2 separate regions of the Mus musculus genome follow, and region 1 is linked to region 2. The links are chromatin loops, found by intact Hi-C in ENCODE. Cell type or tissue: gastrocnemius. All regions are shown on one strand. Each heading gives the region's core, and the rest is flanking DNA. Links, peaks and the distances in the headings are about the cores only. Region 1 has its middle 60 kb from the start of Btla. Region 2 overlaps Gm609 (predicted gene 609).

What was found. A loop is a pair of places that touch in the nucleus more often than their neighbours do. Peaks named below come from ENCODE experiments on the same cell type or tissue, not always from the same donor. Only the 100,000 strongest peaks of a DNase experiment are listed, where the experiment ranks them.
Region 1: a loop joins it to region 2, with 4 times the contacts of the local background. A loop is called at or near these places in 7 of 42 quality-filtered maps.

Annotation. Positions count from the first base shown.
Region 1 is chr16:45,278,359-45,290,480 of GRCm38, reverse strand. No RefSeq gene overlaps it. Among named protein-coding and RNA genes, the nearest start is that of Btla, 60 kb to the right of the region's middle. In gastrocnemius, for the core only: a CTCF peak has its summit at 7,302 (motif pointing left); no DNase peak of the experiment used is centred there; H3K27ac peaks cover 404 bases.
Region 2 is chr16:45,409,765-45,421,886 of GRCm38, reverse strand. It overlaps Gm609 (predicted gene 609), which reads left to right. Exons shown (of 5, transcript NM_001005854.2): 4 at 1,944-2,055; 5 at 3,878-5,132. The coding sequence ends at 4,001. It also overlaps the pseudogene Gm5406. Among named protein-coding and RNA genes, the nearest start is that of Cd200, 6.8 kb to the right of the region's middle. In gastrocnemius, for the core only: a CTCF peak has its summit at 8,175 (motif pointing right); no DNase peak of the experiment used is centred there.

The sequences.
Region 1 (12,122 bases), core at 2,815-10,814, 130 kb after region 2:
CATCACTATCCTTAACCTTTTTTTCTTCAGAGTGCCTGTATCCTCTGGCCACTGACATCTAAAGATCATATCTTATGATGTAATCTCCTGACATCTTATAGATCATTTCTTCCTCAGTATCCTGACATGTCTCCACTGTTCTCAGGACTGGCTGTTAACTGACTTCCATAGTTCTACTCCATCCTGTTCCTGCACACTATCTAGTCACTAGACAGAATGTAAATTTGATCTCTACTCTTCTCCTTCCTCTGTAGACACTGCTGCTGATGAGGTAGAGCCACAGCCATGTCCATCTCTCTTTGCTATTAACATTCACAACTATTGGATGCAGCTGTGTCTCTTCAGCTCTCTGGTATTTGGGAGGGACTTCGCTAGTCACTCTGGGCCTTGTGCTAACAGAAATTCTGTAGTGAGACTTCTTGCAAAGTTCTATGATCAGTAAATGGATCTGTGCCTTTATTTCTTCCTGTCCAGCCAATAACAGTTCTGAGATAGAATGATGATAGAGTTGTTCCCTAGCCTCAGAACACTCTTATGGAAACAATGTGATTACACTTTTTTTCTAAAACTGTGACCCAATTCTAAGTATCCTTTCCATCTCTCAGAATCATTTGTTTTCCCTATCATTACCTTTTTTTGTTAATATACACCCTTGTCTCCATAGTTGAATTTTTGGGGTCAATAGATGCAAATTTTACCCACAAGAAAATCCCCAGGAAGATTCTATGTGGGATTTTCTGCAAGGAAAGAAAGCAAATAATACCAGGCAGGGTTTCACTCCTGGTGAGTGGGCCTTAAGTCTAATTAGACAGCTGTTGGTTCAGCCAACTTCTGAGTACCTCTTACTGCCTTTATGATTATCTTACCATACTGATCATTATACAGGAAACCACAACTGGACACCATGGAGAGATCAATAAATAGTGGGGGCCTCCAGCCCCAATGGCTATATCTACATTACAGGTCCTGCATCTATGGCTCAGGGAACATCACAGAAGTGGGAGCTGAAAGATTATAAAAGCTAGAATATCTGGAAGTCTTCGGTACAATAGTCATTACAGAAATGGTAGGATAAACAAGCTATGAACAATGGCAATATCAATAGATACACTAGTGCAGAAGGGGACAATCTTTCAATAGATACGCTAGTGCAGAAGGGGACAATCTTATAGTGTCACACCACTGAACAAGGAACTATAACTGGTGACTGCTGAGAGACAACAAATCAACCTCTCCTGGGGACAAGCCTCCTAACAGTTTGTCCAAAAGAAGTAGTCAACCCTGAAACCACACACACACACACACACACACACACACACACACACACAAATAATAATTAGGGAAGAAGTTGCTATCAATTTGAGAGGGGTATACCTGGAATTAATTGGAAATAGGGGACTTGAGAGAGACTAGAGAGAGTAAAGGGAAGAAGAGAAGTGACATAATTATGTTTTTGTTTAAAATGTATTAAAATTTTTAAATGGAAATGCCACTAAAATAAATATATTGAGAAGATTTTCATGCAATATATTTTGATCATATTATTTTTATTCCTTGTCTACCAAACTTCATGCACTTTCACTCTCTTAAAAACAACAACAACAACAAACAACAACAAAAATGAAAAACCATACACTGATTACCAACAACAAACCATGGACTCCATTTTGTGCTGGTCAACTACTTCTGTGTGTATGGCTTACCCTGGATGTAGCCACTGAAGAAAACTGAGTTTTCCTCTGTAGTCAGCTATAATTTGCAAATACTTTCTTGGTTAGGGGCAGGACTTTGTGCTCACTTCCCCTTCTCCATGTTGGGATTTTTGTTGGCTATAAACTTGTATAAGTCTTGTGCATGCTGTCATAGTCTCAGAGAGTTCCCAGATGTGTTAGTCTTACTTTGTCTGGAAAACCCTTTATTTTAGTCATCCACCACTTCCTGCTCGTAGAGTCTTCCCACTTCTGCACATAGATCCTTGAGCCCTGAGGTCAGGATGAATGTTAGATCTATCTAGTTGTGGCTAAGCATTTTAATTACCATCTATTGCAGACAGCAAAGCTTCTCTGAGGGTTGAGCTGATTTCCATAGTGGATGCACCAGTTTTCACTCCCACCAGGAATGAATAAGTATTCCCCCTTCCCTATCACCATGTGCTGTCATTTGTTACTCTGTCTTGGCCATTCTCACAGGGATAAGATGAAATCTCAAATTATTTTGATTTGCATTTCCCTGATGTCTAGGGAGGTTGAACATTTCACAAGTGTCATCTTTTAGCTCTATACTCCATTTTTAATTGGGTCGTTTATTTTCTTGATGTTCATTTTTGGAGTTCTTTGTATATTCTAATATTGACTAGTATTTTTTTTTTGAAGAAAGCTTAATTGGTACTCTCAAACCACTTGCCCTTCTTGCATAATCTTTACCCACTGAGCATTGAGAGGAACCAAAATCTAATCCTCTACAGGCCCTTATGAGCATTGCAAAACCGTCTGTTTATGTACTAGAGCTAGGAAACCGGTTAGAAAATTGTAACTAACCAAAAATTCTACTTTAGTTCTTTTCATTATCATAGTATCCATTGCTTGATGTCTCCTCAGAATTCTGAGTTGTTTAATGTTTACGTTAAAAGGTTGGGTAAGACAGTTGCAAAGGTATGGCCAACTGAAACTGGCAAAAGGCAAGTGTACTTGGCTTGCGGCATGCATGTTATCACACTGTTTATAGTCTCATGTTAAAGTGAAAGACGATATAATAATCTTTTCATTGTCACGGCCAATGGGCAACTTGTGCCCTGCTCTCGGGCACTCCCAGCTTTGTTCTCAGTCCTCTAAGCATGCTGTCCATATCTCCCATATGTAACAGGAAAGTAGTTTTCTCTACTTATTCATTTACTTGGATCTGAGCTACAAACATGGTTAATGGTCTGCAAGGGATTCATTCACACAGGGTTCATCAGGGAGGGAATGCTCTTCAAAGCAAGTGTCTTTGATATGAGGAGAAAATCGGAGAGAGGGAGAAATAATAAACAGGGCATGGTCTCAGGCACGGAATAACTTGATCAACAAGTATGGGGTACAATAGCACATGCATTACACCATAAAGGTCTTTCCTCCCTGGGGTGAAGTGTTGGGTTTTCACACCCTAGTTGTTTTCTCTAAGCTACGGTGGAGGAGTCAGTAATCTCTATGAGACATGACTGTCATCATTCTGAAAACGAATCTCCTGGGAAATGGGTGGGCAGGCAACTGGGATCAACTGAGTTGGTAAATTATTTCCCACCAGTTAAATGAGTCAATTCAAACTGGATTAGATTATATTAATTACAAGTATATTGTGAAGCTGTTCTTTGGTGAGTTTACTCGCCCCATGGAAGGAAGCCAGAGAAGTTGCCATGGGAAAGGGGAGAGAGGCACGGGAAGAAAGCAGAAGGAGAGAGAACGAGAGGGAGACCAAAATGTCCAGATGGATGGTTCAGAACACAGAAGTTGAGTCCCCAGACAGGGATCCGGGTCTTTCCTGGCTACATGGGGACCACTTTTCACCTCCTATACTTCTCTGCCAGAAACATAATTTCTTTGGACTCTGTGAGAACCCATCCCCAACTACCTCCTATCTGAGTCTAGAACTCTCAGGCTTTCTCTGCTGAGTGATGGGTGCACCAGAGTTAGCCCCATTTGAAACAAAGACCATGTCTTTGTTTGGGGTGAACCTTGGATAGAAAGTTACTGCCCCCATATAAACAGTTAGATCCCAGGCAATCAAATGGAACACCATTTCCATAGTCTCAGGATCTCCAGCAAAGCCGGAGAGAATGGGTGACACTGAGTATAAAACAAAGTATATCCAAATCAGCCTGAACTCCCTCTGTCTAGTTTTGTGAGAACCATGCTTTTTCCCCTTCCCCGCCCTCCTCTTTCACCACAACACAGCATCAGAATCATATCATTTCAATCTCATGCTTACTCATAGCTCACATGCATAAATGGACTCTGACTAAAAATGTGTTGACCTGAAAGCTGAAAACAGTTTAAAAATGTTTTGCTAAAATAACAGAGGTACAATATCAGGATAGTGGATAGTCTGCCTGTGCTTCATGTCCCCTCAGGCAAGTGCACAAGTAGGGGGAGCTTGCCAGTCACAAAGAAATTTTAAAATTTCTGTGGCAGAAAAGCTATTGCGATGAACTTAAATACTTGGAACATTTTCTAGCCATTCTTTTTTTTTTTCAATGTTTTAAGCTGTGGCTCTTTTGAAACAGGGACTTCCTATTTAGCCCAGGCTGACCTTGAATTTGGTACCCTACTGCCTCAGCTTTCTGAGTTCTGGGGTTATAGTTGTATACACTTATATGTGGCAAGCCATTCCTTTTGAATTGCCAGTTCAAGTCAGAGATATTATAGGATGTAACAGCTAAATCTAATACTTCTCTCTATATGAAGAGATGCTGATCTACAATGTATACATTTGCTATGTAAGACAAAGTTCCATCACATGTCCATAATACTCTTGTACAAGCTCACTGCCATGTCTCTCATGCTTTCTTGCTCTTTGGCCTTAGCGAAAGCCTAGGCCTTTTTTCCCCAGAAGGGCAATATTCTTCAGTGTACAAAGAAAAAAAAATGGAACAGTGAAGAAATTGTCTATGGATCCACTGCTGTGCATGGAAATCATCTTTACTGTCGGAAAAGCATCATGAGATATTTTTAGGTTTCTCAAAGAGTGCCTGTCTCTTCCCCAGGAAGTATTCATCATAATGTCTGCAAGGGGTTTCAAATCCCAAGCTTGTTTGGCTCACCCCACTCCTTTCCTCAGGCTTATTGGAGCAAGGTTTAATTATAACTGTGCTTAATGCCCAAATGCAAATGGGAAATGGTAAATTAGAAAATCAGATGTCCGTAAGAATTTCCAGGCTTGAGAAAAAATTAATTCCTTGCAAAAGCCCAATAATATTTAATTTCTCCTTGGACTGAAAGATTGGGAAGTGTATGTAATTAATCCTGTAATTATGATAGAAAGATTTTAGAGTTATTGATGCTTCATTATAGTTTATCAGAACCTGAAGGGGGAAAATCAAGAATGCTGCTTTTTTTAGTTTTAGAAAATTAAGTGACAGTGTCAAGTGTTTCTGTTTTCTTTTTTTTTTTTTTTTTAAATGTAAAGGTAGTCTCATGCAGCTAAGGTTAATCTCAAACCCCCAGCATAATCAAGAATGACTTTGAATCTTTGCTTCTTCAATCTCTGCCATCCAAGCACTGGCCTCATCGCCAGGAGCCACTGTAACTGGATTATGCAAGGTTGAGGATCAGGCTAGGGGCTTTGTGGGTGCTGGGCAAGCACTCAACCAAATTATACTCCTGGGCCTTGATTGGTTTCTTTATAACAATAAGCCATGTTTCTCATTGCCAGAGAAAGAGAAATTTATTAAGGGGATGAAACAATTTTGCCAGTTTTGGGGAATTTGCCTGTGTTGGGAAATTTCTAGAGAAGCAATTTTGTAGTGGAAGTGGGAGCTAGAGAGGGGTGATGAGAGGGAGAAAAGAGAGAGGGAAGTATATATTAATATAAAAAAATAGATATGAAATATGTGACCAGGGATGATTGCAGGCCCTGTAAGTAGACTGTCAGGCTTCAAACTCAGGGAAGGCCAAGTTTTTTGTTGTTGTTGTTTTTTTTGTTGTTTTTTTTTTAAAGACTAAAGCCTAGTTGTTGGCAGAATTCTGTCTTCAGGAGAAATTCCATCCTACTTTGTTTTATTTTTATTTGTATACAAATGCTTATAGTACCTTTATTGATAATAGCTCCAACATGAAAACCATCTAAATTTCTAGCAATTGTTGACCTGGTTAGCAGATTGAGGTCCATCCGTGCAACAGAATACTGTACAACAATAAAAAGATGGAAATTATTAGTAAGGGAAGCATCAAAATATTTCAAAAATAATTATAGAGAGTGCAAGAAGATAAAAGGAGTCCCCATTCTATTTAGGTTTCCAACAAACTAGATGAAACCTACCCACATACAGAGAATAATAATATATGTTAATTCCACTTGAGAATGCCTTTGTTGACAACCTAGAATGATGTTTGACTATGTATTTGGTTACTGTGGCCAATTCAACCTGATTCATAAAATTAGCCACCATGTTGTACCAATCCCTCTCAAATCTGCCAGGCTTGCTGGTCCTTTCCTTTCTTGTATTTCACAGTATATTTTCTCTGGTTCTAAAGCTGTGCCATTGTTCACTATTAATTTCTTCACTTACTTCATTTCATTCCTATTTGTAAATAGTACCATTTGCTTTAATGTATTTTACACATCAACCTCATCTTCCCTTGAATTCATGGGACAATCTAATTTTGTATGTTTGTCTCCCTGTACTGACTTTTAGTCATATTTCCACTCAAGGTAATATCAATGAAATGTAATAATGACTGAGCTATTACCAACTCATTGAACATCACACCACACCTAAATGAGTTGCATGATATCCCCAGGTTATCACACATTACTAATTTGGATAGATAGTAAGATGCTTGGAAGATAATTCAGTGTTTTTCCACCCCAGGAGTTTTAAATATGAGTGGATTTCATTGTTTTAGGAGTTTAGGGTTTCTTTAAAATAAATTGAATAAATTAAAGAGAATCTTCTACTTCACTAAGCAATTCAAATGATTAACTGACTGTAAGCACCCTCAGTTTGTGTTTATTACTTTGGTCATTTATTTTTCTTACTTGAACCTCTACTAGTCAAGTTCCAATCTCTGTCCTTGTCTGTCTCTTTCTCTGTCTATCTCTCTCTTACACACACACACACACACACACACACACACACACACACACACACACACACACACACACACACACACATGTGAGAAAGAGAAAAAGAAAGTTGATTGAACTCAACTAACTCTACTCTTGAGACCCCAAAGCAGTTCATTCCATAAAGTTGGTGCTGTTAAAAGAAAATCACAGATGTCAGAATGATGAGGATAGAACTTTATTCAACAACTATCTCAATAGGGAAGAAGAGCACATGTAATAGAACTCTGCTTCTCCCTGAAAAAAAAGGCTGGTGAATGTTACAATGCTAACTTAACACTAAAGGGATCTCGGCATGTTAGGGAAATTTTGTTCCACATGACAAGGCCATCTGGTTCACTGGTACTTACCCTAGAGGGCAAACTTCCTCAATTCTTTACATCTGTGAGCAGTGGTGGAGCCAGAGTAAGGTGGTCTTAAAGCTGAAGTTTGGCCCTTACCCTCTTTGGGGGCTGGAAAGAGAAAAGGGGAGTTGCTGCCCTCTTGTGTCTATTGCTTGGCTAGGGCTATTAGACTAAAGTGTCAAACAAAGAGTGAGCTAAACAAAACAGTGGAATTTCATTTCTCAGTTAAATGAGATCTGGTACATACAAGGTGGTATAACCATAGACATCTTCCATACTTCTGCCAACTAGAATTCCAAGATTGGGGGTCTACTGATTTAGAGTCTGGTTCAAGCTGTCTTCCTGGCTTTCCAATAGCAGTCTTCTCATCCTGTGCTCACATGGACTTCCCCAGAGTGTGAGAACTGAGAAATCCAGATTTCCTACCAACCAAGATCCTTCTCTAATGAACTTATGTGACTTACAATATTTCCTCAGCAGGCTTATCTTCAAATGTCACCACACAGGAGCCAGTGCAAAGCTTCTTAAGCCTTTCCATTTGACATTTTTTTTTTGGTCTGAGAAAATTTTATGTAACTCCAGATGCACAGATATATAAAATAGACATACAAACCAAGTATTCACTGGTAATAATTCATAAAGAAAATGATTTTAAAACAATTCCTTGCGTGCATACAGTTTTACCATTCATTAAAAACAAAAGTAAGCTTGCATCGTAGTGAAAGGAACATGCTTGTTTGTTTTTACACAAATAATTAAAACGTGGCTGCACATTTAATACTGCAGGACATGGAGCATCTTCAACATTCCTCAAGTCTATGAATCATCAGTCATGTTGATAGCACTACTTCCCATGAATACATGGTAAAAGATATGAAGGATGTTACATGGTAAAAGATATGAAGGATGTTTAGGGTCACTTTAAAAGTTATTGCAAATTCTGCTCTAGTCCTAAGCTAAATTTTATTTATTGATTTTTTTTTGGTGAAACTCAAGTCAGTAATTCAAGCAATGATTTTTGGATATGTATTTATGTATACATATATACAAATATACATATATCACATATACACATATATACATATATATATTTAGATAGCCAAATGAAAATACTGTCATTAAGTCATGACATTTCTATGAGAGTGAAAGACTTTATATGTAAATTACAATAGAAAACATTGTAATTTATAACATACAGTAGTCTGTAATTAGCTCTCCTTGGCATGATCAGCTGGACACATGCACGCACAGTGCACTGTTTATGTTGTGTGTTCAGAGGCAAGATTCAAATGAACTTCTAAAGTGCATCCTGAGTTAGCGCAGCCAGAAACACCTTGGATTTATTATGCAATTAATTTTGAATTCATCTTGAGAACTCAGAAACATTTAACTGTAGCCAAGATTTTGCATCCTCCACATTCTGTGTATACAAGCCCAGCTTAGGGAGCCCAAGTCCTGAGCTCCCACTCGTGAAAGTGAGAGAAACCAACACTCACTTCATCGGCCATTGTACAAAGAGTTTTAGGGGGTGAAATTCAGATGCCAATGAGCAGATAAAGAATTTGCAACTGCGACTTTCTAAAGATAAACTTCCTTAAAGAAGCTCAGGGGCTCACTCACATGCTTAGTGCTACGACATTTTAGCCAGAACAAGCAGGAAATACCCCTGGTGGCAATGACATTTCTTAAAGCAGGCATTATAGGAGACTGAAGTCATTGTAGAGATTTCAGAAATCACCTTAGTCTGGTCATGTCTCTTAGTGGAGGAGTGTGTTTAGAAATGTGCTGAGAATTCTGCAGCTCAAAGTACCAATGTAAAGAACTCTCAGGAACATTTTTCAGGAGGATAACTCCTTGGAAAGATATTTTGCCTTGTGTAAATGTCACCAGAATGCTCTTTCGAATGGTATAATTAGCAAAATATTCTTTTGCCTTACTTTTCTGCAATATGTGCATGATTCCAAGTATAAAACACCCAAGAATCCAAAACACTCAAGAGTCTAACGTGGATGAGTATACAAAATACAACAATATGTAATGGCATTAATGCCAGGACAAAAGTTGGCTATTGATAAGAATTTCCACTTTTGTGTTTGTATTTGATTATTTGTTTACAGTATTGGGGATTGAACCTCACATCACACCATTTTATTTTTTATTCATTTCATTTTATTTATTTTATTCTATGAGAGTCTTGTTGAGTTGCTGAAGTTAGCCTTGAATTTATAATCCTACCAAAGATCTAGGATTACAGACCTGAACCACCATTATGTGCAGCATTATAAAGGTAGTCTACATTTAGTGGAGAGTTTATGTTAGCAGGATTGAATGTTATTAAAAAGTTAATGACCATAGGTTTTCATGTTATTATATCTATAGTTAAATTCTATAAAGTATGTTGCTTTATATTGGCATAAATCTTGGTTTTGAATTGTTTGTTTGTTTTGCCAGTCTTCCATTCATGGTATTGAAGGAAATTTTAGAGGTCCTTTTATAGTTCTGGTTTTGTTTCCCCTCTTGACCTGAAGTATAACCATTTCAAATTTTATTTCTGCTTTTCTATGAATTTTCACTTATATAACTTTTATGTAGAACAAGACATATATCAGGACATGAAAACAGCAACAAATTCAAGAATTATCAGACACATCTGTCTTTTCTGGAATAACCTAGAAGGTAACAGTGAGAGAAATTATATAAATGTTATTTATATAATTATATAATAAATATAAATATACAAATTATATGAGTATATAAAGATTGAACAGCATATTTCTGAATGAAAAGTGGAGCCAGGCGTGGTGGCACATGCCTTTAATCCCAGCACTTGGGAGCCAGAGGCAGGAGGATTTCTGAGTTCGAGGCCAGCCTGGTCTACAGAGTGAGTTCCAGGACATCCAGGGCTATACAAACAAACAAACAAACAAACAACAACAACAACAACAAAAAACTCTGTCTCGAAAAAAAGAGAGAGAAAGAGAGAAAAAGAAAAGAAAAGAAAAGAAAAGAAAAGAAAAGAAAAGAAAAGAAAAGAAAAGAAAAGGAAAGGAAAGTGAATCATTGGAGAATGGGCAAGGGGAATTTAAAAGTTTATTTTGAATTAAATAAAGAAGGGAAATACAGCATAAGAAAGCATGTGAACTATGGCAGAAGTGATACTAAAGAGAAAGTCTGTAATAATGAGTGCAGTCCCAGTCCTGTAGTAGACTGCTTGTAGGGTTCTCTCTGCCTTACTTCCCTCCCACCCTCTCTCCCTCCTTCCCTCTCTCTGTCCTTCCATTCTCTTGGGACTCCACCAAAACTTGTAACTGGCCAAGCTTTCCTCTTTCTTTCCATCTCTTTGTGTCATCCACCATACCTCAAAATGATTGCTACAAGTGGCTACAGCAGGAAAAGTCTCGGGTAAGTGAATCGAACTATCCTGTTTGTCCTCCTCCTTTAGGATCCACATCCTCACCCTCAGCACAAAGCCCGCCTCCTACCTCAATTCCATCCACTGAAGTCTTCCACTCTTGGTTCAGACCCAGGAAACCCTGGCCCTTTCATCCCTGTCTTTCTGAACAATTCACTGCTTTACTATAACCGACTTGCAGGATCCTCTGTTCCCACTACACGCCCAACTCCCTGAGACCATACCACTGGATGTGAACAGGATTTCCTGAAACCTCTCTCAGCCTTTTCTCCTAGGCCACCTCTGTTCCTCTGTGCCACCCACAGACCTGCAGAAGCATTCCTAACCAGGCCACCCATAGAAATCACACATTTCTGAAATCCAGACAGGGTAAAAGAAACCAAAGAATATTCACCCAGGAAAACCAAGACTAGCTATCAACACCTAAAATCACTTTAATTATCTTAACCACAGATGTCTAGACATGAATGCAAAAATACAATGATTAACAACTAGGATGCTAAGCCTCATGCAGAACCCAGTAACCTAGAGTAGATCCTGAGAAATCTAATATAACTAAAACTTAAGACAAGGACTTCAAAATAGCAATTGTAAATACATTCAAGGATCTTAAAGAGGTTATAAATAAATTTCTAAATGAAGTTTGTGAAAATGCAAACAGTGGAACAAAATAATAAAAATAGTGAAGTGGAAATAGCACCATTAAAGAGCATCAAAACTAAGAGAAAACTGGAAATGAAAAATTTAGGAAAGTCAAACAAATACCTCAGGGATAAGCCTCACCACAGGGCTATCAGAGATGAGAGAGAGAATATCAGGTTTTGAAGACAAAATAAAAGAAAATGGATTCCTCAATCAAAGAAAATATTAAATTTTTTTAAAAATCTAGGCATAAAACACCAGAAAACCTGGGACAGTATGAACTGAGCAAATTTACTAATAATAGGAATAGAGGAAGGAGAAGAAAAACCCAGGTCAAAGACACAGAAAATATTTTCAACAAAATCATAGAAGAAAATTTTCTCAATCTAAAGAAGGAAATACCAATAAAGGTAGAAGAAGCATAAAAGACACCAAGTAGACAAGATCAGAAGAAATAATTCCCCTGGACACAAAATTATCAAAACTCTAAATATACAGAAAAAAAGAAAAACTAATAAAAGTTTTAAGGGGGAAAGATCAAGTAATGTATAAAACCAGACCTACTAGACTAACACCTGAGTTCTCAGTAGAGAATCTAAAAGCCTGAACATCCTGGAAGAATGGTTCACAGAATCTGAAGAGACCACCAATATTAGCCCAGATTACTACACTCCACAAAAATATCAATTACACTAAATAGGGAAAGGAAAATATTCCACGATAAGATCAAATTTAGGTAGAGGCAGCATCTCTCTACCAACCAAGCTCTACAGAAGGCACTAGAAGGATAATTTCAATCTAAAGAGGCTAACCATATGTAAGAAAATACAAACAAATAATCCCAGACCAGAAAATCAGAGGAGGTAGGGTGATCCTCTTAACAACAATCAATAATCTTTCTTCAT
Region 2 (12,122 bases), core at 3,835-11,834:
TGAGTACTTAGGTAAACTAGACTCAAAAGACATACATAGTATGTACTCATTTATTTGTGGCTAATAAGTCATAAAGTACAGGATGCCAACCGTACACCCCACAGACCCAAAAAAACTAAACAAGAAGGAAGGTCCAAGTGAGGATGTTTGAATCTCATTTAGAAGTGGGAATAAAAGAGTCATAGGAGGTAGAGGGAGGGAGAGACCTGGGTAGGAGAGGGAATGTGGAGGAGGATGAAAGGGTTCAGGAACATATGTGAGGAGAAACAGGAGAGAGGGCCAGAGGGCCAGGAGATTGAATCGAAATCTGCAGTTGATGGGCTGGGGGGCATCTATAGGAGGTGTCAAAGAAGCAAGTTTTTAATTTACAAATTTATTTTTCAACTTAAAATGAAAGTTGTTCATTTTATGAATTAAGTTATATATTTCACAATTTCATGTATGTATATGATGCATTCTGATTCTTTTCTGTTCTCTTCTCCTTTTTTTTCTTTTCTTTCTTTTTTTCTTTTTTCTTTTTTTTTGGTTTTGGTTTTGGTTTTGGTTTTGGTTTTTGGTTTTTTAGAGACAGGGTTTCTCTATATAGCCCTGGCTGTCCTGGAACTCACTCTGTAGACCAGACTGGCCTCGAACTCAGAAATCTGCCTGCCTCTGCCTTCTGAGTGCTGGGATTAAAGGCGTGCACCACCAGGCCCAGCTCTCTTCTCCTTTCTAATGTCCTCCCAATCCTATCATCTTACCCCCATGCCTCTTCTCCCCGTGACTCATCATCTTAGGTTCATGACTTTTGGTCTTGCCTTGTGATCCACTCAGTTTAACCAGGTCTGTTAGTGGCAATATCCACTGGAGACTGGGTGTCACCAGGGGATGGACACACAACTGCAGGCAAGGCTACCCACTTTCCTTGGATGTATCAGTAGGAAATACCTCAGCAGTGAGTGGTGGGAAGCACTGAGCCCCTGCTCCACCCAGGCTTAGCAGTCTCTGTCCTAAAATTGCTTGTTCCTTTAAAGACTTCTCTTAATTACTTGTTTTAATGAGGTTATTTCTTTTCAAGAGTGTCTGAAAATAATATCTACAAAGTCTTCAGTCGTTTTCTGCTTCATTCATTATTGTCATTTGTCACCTTTGACGCTCATTCTTCGGTTCATGTTACATGTTTTCTAAGTCTGTTTCCTCACAAGTTATTGTCACAGAAGGCCATGTCAGTATTCTTGCTGTTGCTCATTTAACAGTTTTTATTTTAATGCTATTTTCAAGGAGCCTCGAAAATTTAGAGATAAGTATTTGTGTTCTGTTTCTTGAAACTGAAGTTGACCAACTCCTTTTTCTGGTCAATGTTTCCAACTCAAATGACTTGACTATATGAGTTAAATACCACAGGTATCGTCTATAAATTTATTGGCTCCCTTATTATGGTAAATTTTAATTATTTATTAAAATGCAGGTGTCAATAATAGGGTATTTATTAATGCAAAAGAAGCTTATGCCTTGCTTATTTTTATGTTAAATATTAGGGATGTGAATTTCTCATTCTGGTGAAATGCCATATGTAGTTTTTCTGCTTTGTTGGAATTACCTTCAGAAAAGAGTTCATATTTCTGTGTAAAATTCTTCACGTTCAATCTCCACCTATCTAAAATGGCTATGTAGTATCTTGTTGAAAAAGAATAGTAATAACTAGATAAAACCACATTGGTGCAGCCAAAAGTAACGCCATACTGCCTCACTGAGAAAGATGCACACTCCTAATTATAAAGAGAAGTAGCAACTGCCATCCAGGATCTTACTTTTTATTCCATGGTAATAACAAAGCCTGTTATAGAGTAAATTTGGATGTCAATCAAGCTGTAGCAAGACAAGAAAGCTTTACAAAGTCAAGACCCCAAGATAGCAGCACAGTGTAGCCAGAGAATTAATGTGTTCTGGTTCGTGTTTTTCAGGTACCACGAATCCTTGTTTAAACTGGATGATAACTGCGATTGCATTCATCATTTTGTTTTTGGTTTCATGCATCATCAGTGCTGTTCTCTACATTTATTTCCAAAAGAAAAGGTAAGATATATATACATATATATATATATAGCAAGCTGATATGACAGAGAAACTAGGTACAATAGAGCTAGATAGAAATATTTTTTTAGAGCTGGAGAGATGGCTCAGTGGTTAAGAGCACTGACTGCTCTTCTGAAGGTTCTAAGTTCAAATTCCAGCAGCCACATGGTGGCTCACGGCCATCTGTAATGAGATCTGATGCCCTCTTCTGGGGTGTCTGAAGACAGCTACAGTGTATTTACATATAATAAATAAATAAATCTTTAAAGAATTATTTAAAAAATAGTTTTTAAATTCCAGGGGTTCTGGAAAAAATCCATCCAGAATAGTGAAGGGAAACTTATCTCCATTTGCTGGATGGTTCCTGACATTCAATGATTCAAAACTTGACTGCTGGCAAGCATTTTATATAATACTGAATTGAATGTACTATTTTTAAAACAAAAATGTTTATTTTTATGTTATGTGTGTGTGTTTTACCCGTGTGTTTCTGTATGCTAAATGTGTGTTTGGTGCCTGTGGGGCACTGAAGAGGTTGTTAAAACTCAAGTTGCAGGCAGTTGTGAAACCTCCATAAGGGTGCTGGGAGCTGAACCAGGGTCCTCTGATCAAGCAACAACTTGCCTTAAATGATGAGCCATCTTTCTATCACAAGCTTAAGATTCTTTATTGAGAATAAATTTTCACAGAAGAAAGCACAAGGTCCAAAGAAATTGGTGGGAGAGAGATGTAGAGCCAGGAAGCCTGAAACAGATCCAACTGAGCCATAAGGTGAAATGGCAATCTTACTTTATAGGATTAATATAATAAAATACACACCATTTATTCAGCTCCCTGGTGGACTGCTATGCATGATGGGAAGATAAATGGAAATAAGACACTAGGCAGTGGCAGTAAAAACTATAGACATAATTGGTAGCATGTGTCTTATTTTGCTGTCATTGTATATTCTTTAAATTTAAAAACCTTTGGTGTATTTGTTCCACAACATTTTTTTTTTTTTTTTGGTTTTTCGAGAACTCACTCTGGCCTCGAACTCAGAAATCTGCCTGCCTCTGCTTCTCAAGTGCTGGGATTAAAAGCGTGCGCTGCCACCACCTAGCGTTCCACAACATCTTAATCCAAGGAAATGCATAAACCAAAGAAGCCTGAGAATCTTATCTATGATCTAGAAGGCTCTCTCATGGGATGGGGAAGATGTGCCTTATAAGACAAGAATGACGGAGCATTTTGGAGAGTCTGCTGTACTAGTCAGGATGTCATGTCTAGAATCAAGAGGTAGAAAAGAGGAGGAGGTATTAAAGCTATATTCAGGATGGAATCTTCTGACTGATAGCTGTGGAGAAAGACTAAGAGGCAGGATTTATCTTACTCAAGGTAAGCGTTAAAACATAAAGGTAAGGTTAGCACTAAAGAAAACCTGTACAACCATGCAAAAGAATAAAGAAATAGCAAGCTTTGCAGGAAGAATTCAGAATTCTGTTTGGAACCGTGCCACTTTTAAATGTCTACTTTATACCCCAGGAACTGTGTTAATTAAGTATCCACATGTATAAACCTGGGCTTTCTGGAACGGATGGTAAGTTTTGTAATATAGAAGATATGATCACCACTGAGGCAGATCATAAATTTTTTTTCACAACTTAACGTAAAAATAATAATCAAGTTCTACTAATGTGATCAAACTCTCAAGGGGATTTTCTAGGATAAATCTCTCAAATTTTAATTAATAGCCTGCTTTTGCAATGTGCTGCCATGGAGGGGGTGGGGAATGTTTGGTCCGTATTCGGTTTATTTGTATATCAGTGTTATGTTTTTGTAGGTCAAATAACATGCCCGAGCCATCATCAACACAGATGCCTAACCCACTATCAACACTGGTACCCACACCACCATCAACAGAGACTGAGAACTTAATGAGACATCACTGCCAGTCTGAGACATAATTGATTGTATGTGATTTTTATTCTGTCACTATATTTTTAAATTTAAGAATGTTTCAAATTTTTGAAAATGTATTCACTAGCAGCAATTATCATGTTAGAAATAAGTGGAGACAAGAATTTGTTTCAAGTGAGGTTTTATTTATGTTAATGTCTTTACATTTTGAAGTTAAAATTAGATTTAACTGATACATAATAATTATAGATATTTATGGAGTATCATGTATATTTTGATAGCAAGTTAAAGGTATCTGTTTACTCAGACATTTATCATTTCTTTGTGCCTAAAACTTTTCAAATCTTTCCTGTAAGGTTTTAAAAATATGCAGCACACAGTCATTATCTATAATTACCCTCCTGTGCAGTAGCTCAAGAAAGTCTCACTTCTAACTATAAACTTAGTTTTGACCACTTTTTCCTCATCTCTCCTACCCTCTACTAACCCAGTCTCTAAACAATACCATTCTACTCTCAACTCTGTGACGTGAATTGTGTATTCCTTATCTTGATCAAATCACTTATCACTTGTCTTTAAGTAACTGGATTTTTTTTGGGGGGGGCTTTGTATGGATGAACCCCGAGTTCCATCCACATTGTTGCAAATGACAGAATTTCCATTTATGGCCAAATAATATTTACACCGCTGTGTGTATTATGTTTTCTTACTCTGCTCATTAGTTCTAGACAGGTAGTTGCTTTAGTCTTCATCTGTTGTGAATAGTGTTACAAAAAAACTGTGGAAGTCCAGATATCTTCTCAACATTTTCAACATATTGATTTCTTTTCCTTTTCAATATATATCCAATAATGGAATAGCCTGATTATATAGCAGTTTGATTTTTAACTTTTCGAGAATCCTTCATGGTGTTTTCAGTAATGGCATATTAATTTATATTTCACCTACACTATGTGAGGATTCCCTTCTCCATGTGCATACATCAGTTTTCTTTGGTGCCTTAAATAATAAATACTCCTGTGTGGTAAGCTGCTACCTTCTGGTGGCTTGATTTGCATTTCCATGATGACTAATGATATTAAGCATTTTTCATGTCCCATTAAATGCCATTTTGTATGCCTTCCTTCAGATATGTCTATTTAAGTTTATTGCCAATAAATCAAGTAATTTTTATTGAATTCTTAAGTTCCTAATATGTCTTTAAATATCAAAGTCTTGGCAGATGTGGACTTTTCAAATATTTTCTTCTTTTCATAAGATGGTCTTTCATGTTATTGGCAACTGTTTTCCATGTTGACCAGAAATGTTTTAGTATCATGTAATTCATTTTCTGTTTTGATTTTGTTGTCTGAGCTTTTGGGATCTTGTCTGAATTGTCCTTATTGATTCCACTTTCCTGAATATTTTTCCCAAGATTTGTTCTAGTGGTTTTATAATTCTATATTTATAGAGTTTTATATTTATATTTGATATTTATATTTAATACTCATAATTCTATATTTATAGAATTTGATATTTATATTTAATATATACTTGAAAACTATATAATGCAATATATTATATAGGTTTACAAATACAGTATTTGAACCTTCCCTCTAGTTGGATTTGATTTTTGCAATTTCTGTGAGAGACAGCTCTAGTTTCACACTCTTGCATGTGGGTTATCCAATCCACAACACTATTCTTCGACAACACTGTGTTTTACCAGTACTTGTGTGTGTGTGTGTGTGTGTGTGTGTGTGTGTGTGTGTGTGTGTGTGTGTGCGTATTCTTAGTGTCTTTATTGAAAATTAGTTCTCTGTAGATAGGTGGGTTTATCACAGAGTCTCTATTCTGTCCTGTTGGTCTATGTGTCTCTGTTTTGTTTCCATGTAGCTTCATGGTATATTTTGAAGTCAGGAGGTCTCCAGGGTTCTTTTGCTAGTTCTGTGTAGAACTGCACTAAAATCACATGAACTCTTTTGATCACTTTGAGTAGTGCAGATATTTTTTATGAATTGAATTTCCCCAGTCTTTGAGTATAGGATATCTTTTCAGTGTGTGTGTCTTCTTTGGTTTCTTTGTCTAATGTTTTGTGACTTCTTTTTCACTGTGAAAACCTTTGGGAAGGCTGATAGCCATTTCAATATAATTTCTCTCACCTAATCTTTGTTATCCATTTCTTCTAGTCTCTCCTCTTTAGAATGCTGAGTGTTTTTTCTGTATCTGAGTTATGTAAGTTTCCCTGAGCTAACGACCTAGTTTCTTTCATTTGTTTGCTGTCATGAATGATACCTTGTTTAGAGTGAAATCTTGGTAGCTGTCAGTGGTGAGGAAAATTCCTGGATATTGTGATATGCTTGTGTTTGGAATGATTCTCAATCTTTATAGAGTTGAGTTGGCTAGTTTTTTGTCGAGTTAACACAAGCTACAGTCACTGGAGAGAGAGGGAGCCTCAATTGAGAAAATGCCTCAATAAGATTGGGTTGTAGGCAAGCCTATAGGTTATTTTCTTTGTTAGTGATTGATGTAGGAGGGCCCAAACCCTTGTGGGTGGTGCCATCCCTAGGCTGGTGTTCTTGGGTTCTATAAGAAAGCAGGTTGAGCAAGATAGCAAGCCCCCCTCCATGTTATCTGTATCAGTTCCTGTCTCCATGTTCTTTTCCTGTTGAGTTTCTGTCCTGACTTCCTTTGATGATGAACAGTAACCCAAGTATAAGCCAAATAAATGCTTTCTTCCCCAACTTGCTTTTTGCCATAGTGTTCTGTTGAAGAAACAGAAACCCTAACTAAGACAAGTTAATGCCAGGGTTATTTCTGTGTTAAGCATGATCATGTTGTCTGGGGGAGGATTGTGGGAGGACTTTGGAACTTTGTGCAAGAAAAGCCATTGAGTGTTGTTCATCTAATGCTTGATGAGTTTTTCTGTAGACTTGGGAAGATACGAATGTTGAGGGCACACAATTGCAGTGAAGGCCGCCCCTGAATATGTTGCCTGTCTGTGACTCTCATTCCTCTAACTGGTCAGTCTTGTCTGGCCTCAATGAGAGAGGATGCCCCTAGTCCTACAGTGACTGATGTGCTGAGGTTTGAGAAGGGTTTCCCTTCTCAGAGGAGAAGTGCAGAAGAGATGGGAGAAGAGCTGCAAAGGAGGGGGCGGGGAGACTGGGAAGAAAGGTGAGCCAATATCAGAAGGTAAAGTGATTGAATAAAATAAAATAAAAATTAAGATTCTGTGGGTTTGGTTAGCTGAGGCTAAACAATCTGTGATTAACATGATATCAGAACTACTAAAGTGAAACCTTTGATTTGCTGGGGTGATTGATGCTGGTTTGCTGAAACTGAGAAATTAAGTGGTGATTAAGAGAAATCTGCATTATTTATTATCTTTTGGGGAGGGTTCTACGTGAGAAGTTGTGTTTCAGTGGTGGCCAAGGTTATAGCTGGTGGTGCCAACTGAATATGATAATGTAAGAGTGAGTCACCCAGGTGGTACTGGTTTTGAACGCATGAAGAAATCATGGAGAACAGTTGAGGCTTGTCATGTAAAAGGTCAGGAGAGGACTTCAAAGGTGCAGAATTGAAAGGGGCATGCGGAGAAGTGGATGCTTGTTTTGTCACCACGAAGAGAACCTAGGAGAAGCTATTGGTAAAAGTGCAGCCCAACTGCAGCAGAAGACCCTGGAATTTTGGAGATGTAAGAAACATGTAATGACTACCAAGAACAGCAACAGCAGAGGAGAGGAGCCAGCAGGGGAGCTGTGTGTGCTGAAGAGAGCAGAGCCAGAGAAGTGACCCAAGGCTTCAGGATACCATGAGTAAACTATAGATCTCAGGCATTGAGTTATTTATTCTGTTGGCATTCCGTTTTGTTTGGTTCAGATTGTGACTGGGCCCAAGGACTTCTCTCTTGAAATAAGAAAGAACTTCATTGTTTTTTTTGTTTTTTGTTTTTTGTTTTGTTTTGTTTGTTTGTTTGTTTGTTTGTTTTTTACAGGAACATGCAATTGAGAGATTGCATTTAAAAGATACTTCAGTTTAAAGAGACTTCGGATTTTCTTAAGGAGAGTGAATATTAACATGTTTGAATTTGTAAAGACTATGAGACTTTTAAAGCTATTTGGGTATTTAATGTGAGATCTTGGATGAATAAGAAAGAAAGGACTGTGGAGTAATTTAGTGATATAGATGTGGGTTAAGTTGACAAGGGGTTAGTTGTGCTTGCTAGTTTTGTGTCAACTAACCAGAAGAGGGCATCAGATCCCATTAGAAATAGATGTGAGACACCATGTGGTTTCCTGTGAATTGAACTTAATTAGTGATTGATGTGGATGGGCTCAGGCCTTTGTGGCAGATGATCCTGGGTTCATGGAACAAACCATGAAGAGCAAGCCAGTAAGAAGTACTCATCTATGGCTTCTGCATCAGTTCCTTCCTCCAGGTTCTGACTCTCTTTGTCGATAGTCATGTGGAAGTATAATCCAAAGAAACGCTTTCTTCCTAACTTTTTGTCATGGTGTTTCATCACAGCAGAGAGACCTGAAATGAGACAAGATTCAAAGTCTTGATAGATTCTGATAGTTCTCCATGCACAGCCTCATCTCTCACAAGTAATACAGGATTTCTGAATTTAAACATAATATTTAAGATGTCATTTATTTAATGCTGGCTATTTAAGGATATTATTGAGAATGAGAAATGTCTTATTACTCCGAGTTTATAAATTTTTACCATGAAAGGGTGAATGATGCCTGGGGAAATGAGATTCTAAGTAAATCACTTATCTTGCAAGCATGAGGACTTGAGTTCTATCCCCAGAGCCCAAATGAAAATAACAGGCATGCTGGTGTATGCTTGTATTTCCAGTGTGTGATGGAGAGGTAGAGACAGGATTCCAACATACATTAAAGACCAGTCGAGGCATCCAGCTTTGTGGAGTGGACAACTACTGGGTTCTTGGGCCTTCCTTTGGTAGACAGTCACTGTTGAATGAGCTGCACCACAGCCTGTAATGCTACTTACTCTCTGAAAACCCCTGTCTGTCTACTGATACACACTCATTCTCTCTGTTGTGTTCCTCTAGAGAACCCTGACTAATACAACAGCATGTATTTCCATTTTATTCCTAGTATTCATATTTCATTTTCACATTTCTGTCCTGCTTTCATTAAATTATTTTTTGCTACCTTGAGACTCATACATATAAACATGTGCTTATAAAATTTATTCCAACTTTCTTTTCTTATTTATTGAAGACAATGCATATGCTCATTTTTAAATTTTTTTTTAGATTTACTTCTCTATTTTATGTATATGAGTACACTGTAGCTGTCTGTCTTCAGACACACCAGAAGAGGGCATCAGATCCCATTACAGATGGTTGTGAGCCACCATGTGGTTGCTGAGAATTGAACTAAAGACCTCTGGCAAAGCAGTGAGTGCACTTAAACACTGAGCCATCTCTCTAACCCTCATATGCTCATTTTTTTTTTATGTTTATAAGACAAAATTTAATGAAAATCGGTCAGTGGGTATATATAATCCATGGTGCTAGCCATATGCAACTGTTACAGAGATGTAAACCAGTGGATGGTGAAGAAAATATTACATATTGTCACCATCTGATTCATCTTCTTCCTTCAAAGGTTCCTTGGCACATTTTTCTGCTTCCTCGCTTATGTCTTTGGGAACAATTTCATGTCTTCCTTTAGTTAATTCACCAACCCAGCTGAGCTCCAGTTCAAAAGCTTTATCCTTAACTCCATCGTGTACTATGTAAATTATTTTTTGCAACTTCTTTAACTACATCACGGCAAGTCATTTCCTTCATCTGAAGCTTTTCTATCTCTGTCTTTGCAGCCTGCCTGGCTTCGCCAATCGCACAGCCCCAGCAACCATATGAAACACCTGATGGGTCGATCATATAGAGCTGTGCACCATCATTCGCACTGTAAGACCCCAACAAGAAACTGCAGCCAAAAGGTCTAACAGCGCTGTAGAGTGTATAGGCGTGTACATACATGGCCACTCTGTGTGCAAGACGTTTTAGAGGAATGTTATAGCCAAAGTTGGACCTAAAGTTGGATGCTTCTTCTCTTGCTATGTCTGCTAGTGAACGAGCATCTGCCAGCCATCCTGCAACTGCCATTGCAACATGTCGATCAACATTAAAAAGACGTTTACTGGAGCCTTCTTCATAAAGTTTAGAAAGGACTACTTTTTCTACTCCAAACACAACATCGTCTTTACATCTGATCCCAATAGCTGTACTACTGTTTTCCATAGCCTTCATGGCATATTCAATTTGGAAAACTCTTCCATCAGGAGAGAACATAGAGGCTGACAAGTCATACCCAGTGCCAATGGAGCTCATGGTGCTGACCCGGCAGGCCACGGAACGCTTCCAGGCCTCAAGCGCCGCTCCTACCCATATGCTCATTTTTAATGTCATCTTTAAACATTGTCAAACATACAGCTTAGCATAATTTTCTCTACCTCTCATAATCTTACTTTCTTTTTTCCACAACATTTATTTATTTATTATTAGATATTTTCTTTATTTATATTTCAAATATTATCCCCTTTCCTGCTTTCCCCTTTGAAAACCTCCTATCCCATCCCCACCCCATAATCTTACTTTCTAATCAAGATTCCTTTCCATATAGGTCTGTGTGAATTATTTAATAGTTGATATATGCAAATTTTACACAATAATAGATTTAGTAGTTATTTGTGCTTTCATACATCTTGTAGCCTACATGTGGATTAATTTTTCCATTTATTAGAATATTTATTTTAAAAATTTTTGTTAGTCTGGATATAATACATAACCTAAGGATCCCGTGGTTCCCATGCCATTTTTCATTCTCTTATTGTATAACTCAGCTCTTGAAATCTACTGCTCAAACTTAAGAAGATTTAAGGCAAAACAATGCCTAGTAAAGTGTCATTTACATACCAATAAAATAACAAGAATAGAGAAAGCTTCAAGGAGAAAGATATTCAAAGGTACCCCAATAGAATGACTTGCACACACAAACACACGTCCTCATGCATACTTATGAAATGCCATCTATAAGAAAAGAGTATTGTTGGCACCAACATAAAAAATAACCTCCCATGGTTGCTCACATCTGTATTCCCAGTACTCGAGAGGCTAAGGTAGAGTATGTGTGCTATCTGGGCAGCAGAGAGTACTGAGAAGGAATAGGATGCAGTCAGAGGGAAGGGACTTGAGGAAGACCTTTGGTTTAGACTCTCTCCACATGTCTGTCTGTGGGTCTCTGAACCAGATTTTATCTGTTGCTGCCTCTCTGATGACAGCTGGTCAAGGCCCCAATCTATTAGTATAGCAGAATGTCATTAAGAATCATTCTTTTCTTCCTTCCATTTTTTCTTCTTCTTCTTCTCTCTCCCCCTTTCTCTCTCTCTCTTTCTTTCTTTCTTTCTTTCTTTTTCTTTCTTTCTTTCTCTCTCTCCCTCTTTCTCTCTCTCCCTCTCTCTCTTTCTTTCTTTCTTTCTTTCTCTTTTTCTTTCTGTCTTTCTCTCTCTTTCCTTCTTTCTTTCCCCAGCTGTGTTTGGTTCTACCCTAGGACTCTGGGCTTTCCATTATCTGGTTCTTGACCATCCAGGCAATATAGGTACAAGCTCTCTCTTATAGGGTGGGCCTCAAGTTAAACTAAACATTGGTTGGTCACTCCCTCACATTTTCTACTAAAATCTCATAGGCAGGACATATTGTGGGTAGAGGATTTAGAGGCAGGTTTAGTGTCCAGGTTTGTCTTTTCATGGTCTGTAGAATACCTTCTCACACCAGAGAGACTAGAGTCTAGAGTCCAAACCTCAGCTCTAGCCTCTCTATGTTCAGTGAGCTGAATGAAAGTTGACCTCAGCAATGGGTCCCACTGTCAGGTTTTAGAGGGTGACCTTCAGTTGTAGGTCCCAAGTCTCTCTCTCCTCTCTCTCTCTTTCTCGATCTCTCTCTCTCTCTCTCTCTCTCTCTCTCTCTCTCTCTCTCTCTCTCTCTCTCTCTCTCTCTGCTTTATACTTGTGATTGAAGATGTGATCTCTCTGGCAGCCTGGTACCATGCCTCCTGGTCACTTAGAGACTCTCCTCCTGTAGCTATAAGCCCAACAAATCTTTTTCCACAGGTTTCTACTCTAGTACAGAAACAGAAATGTCACCAATA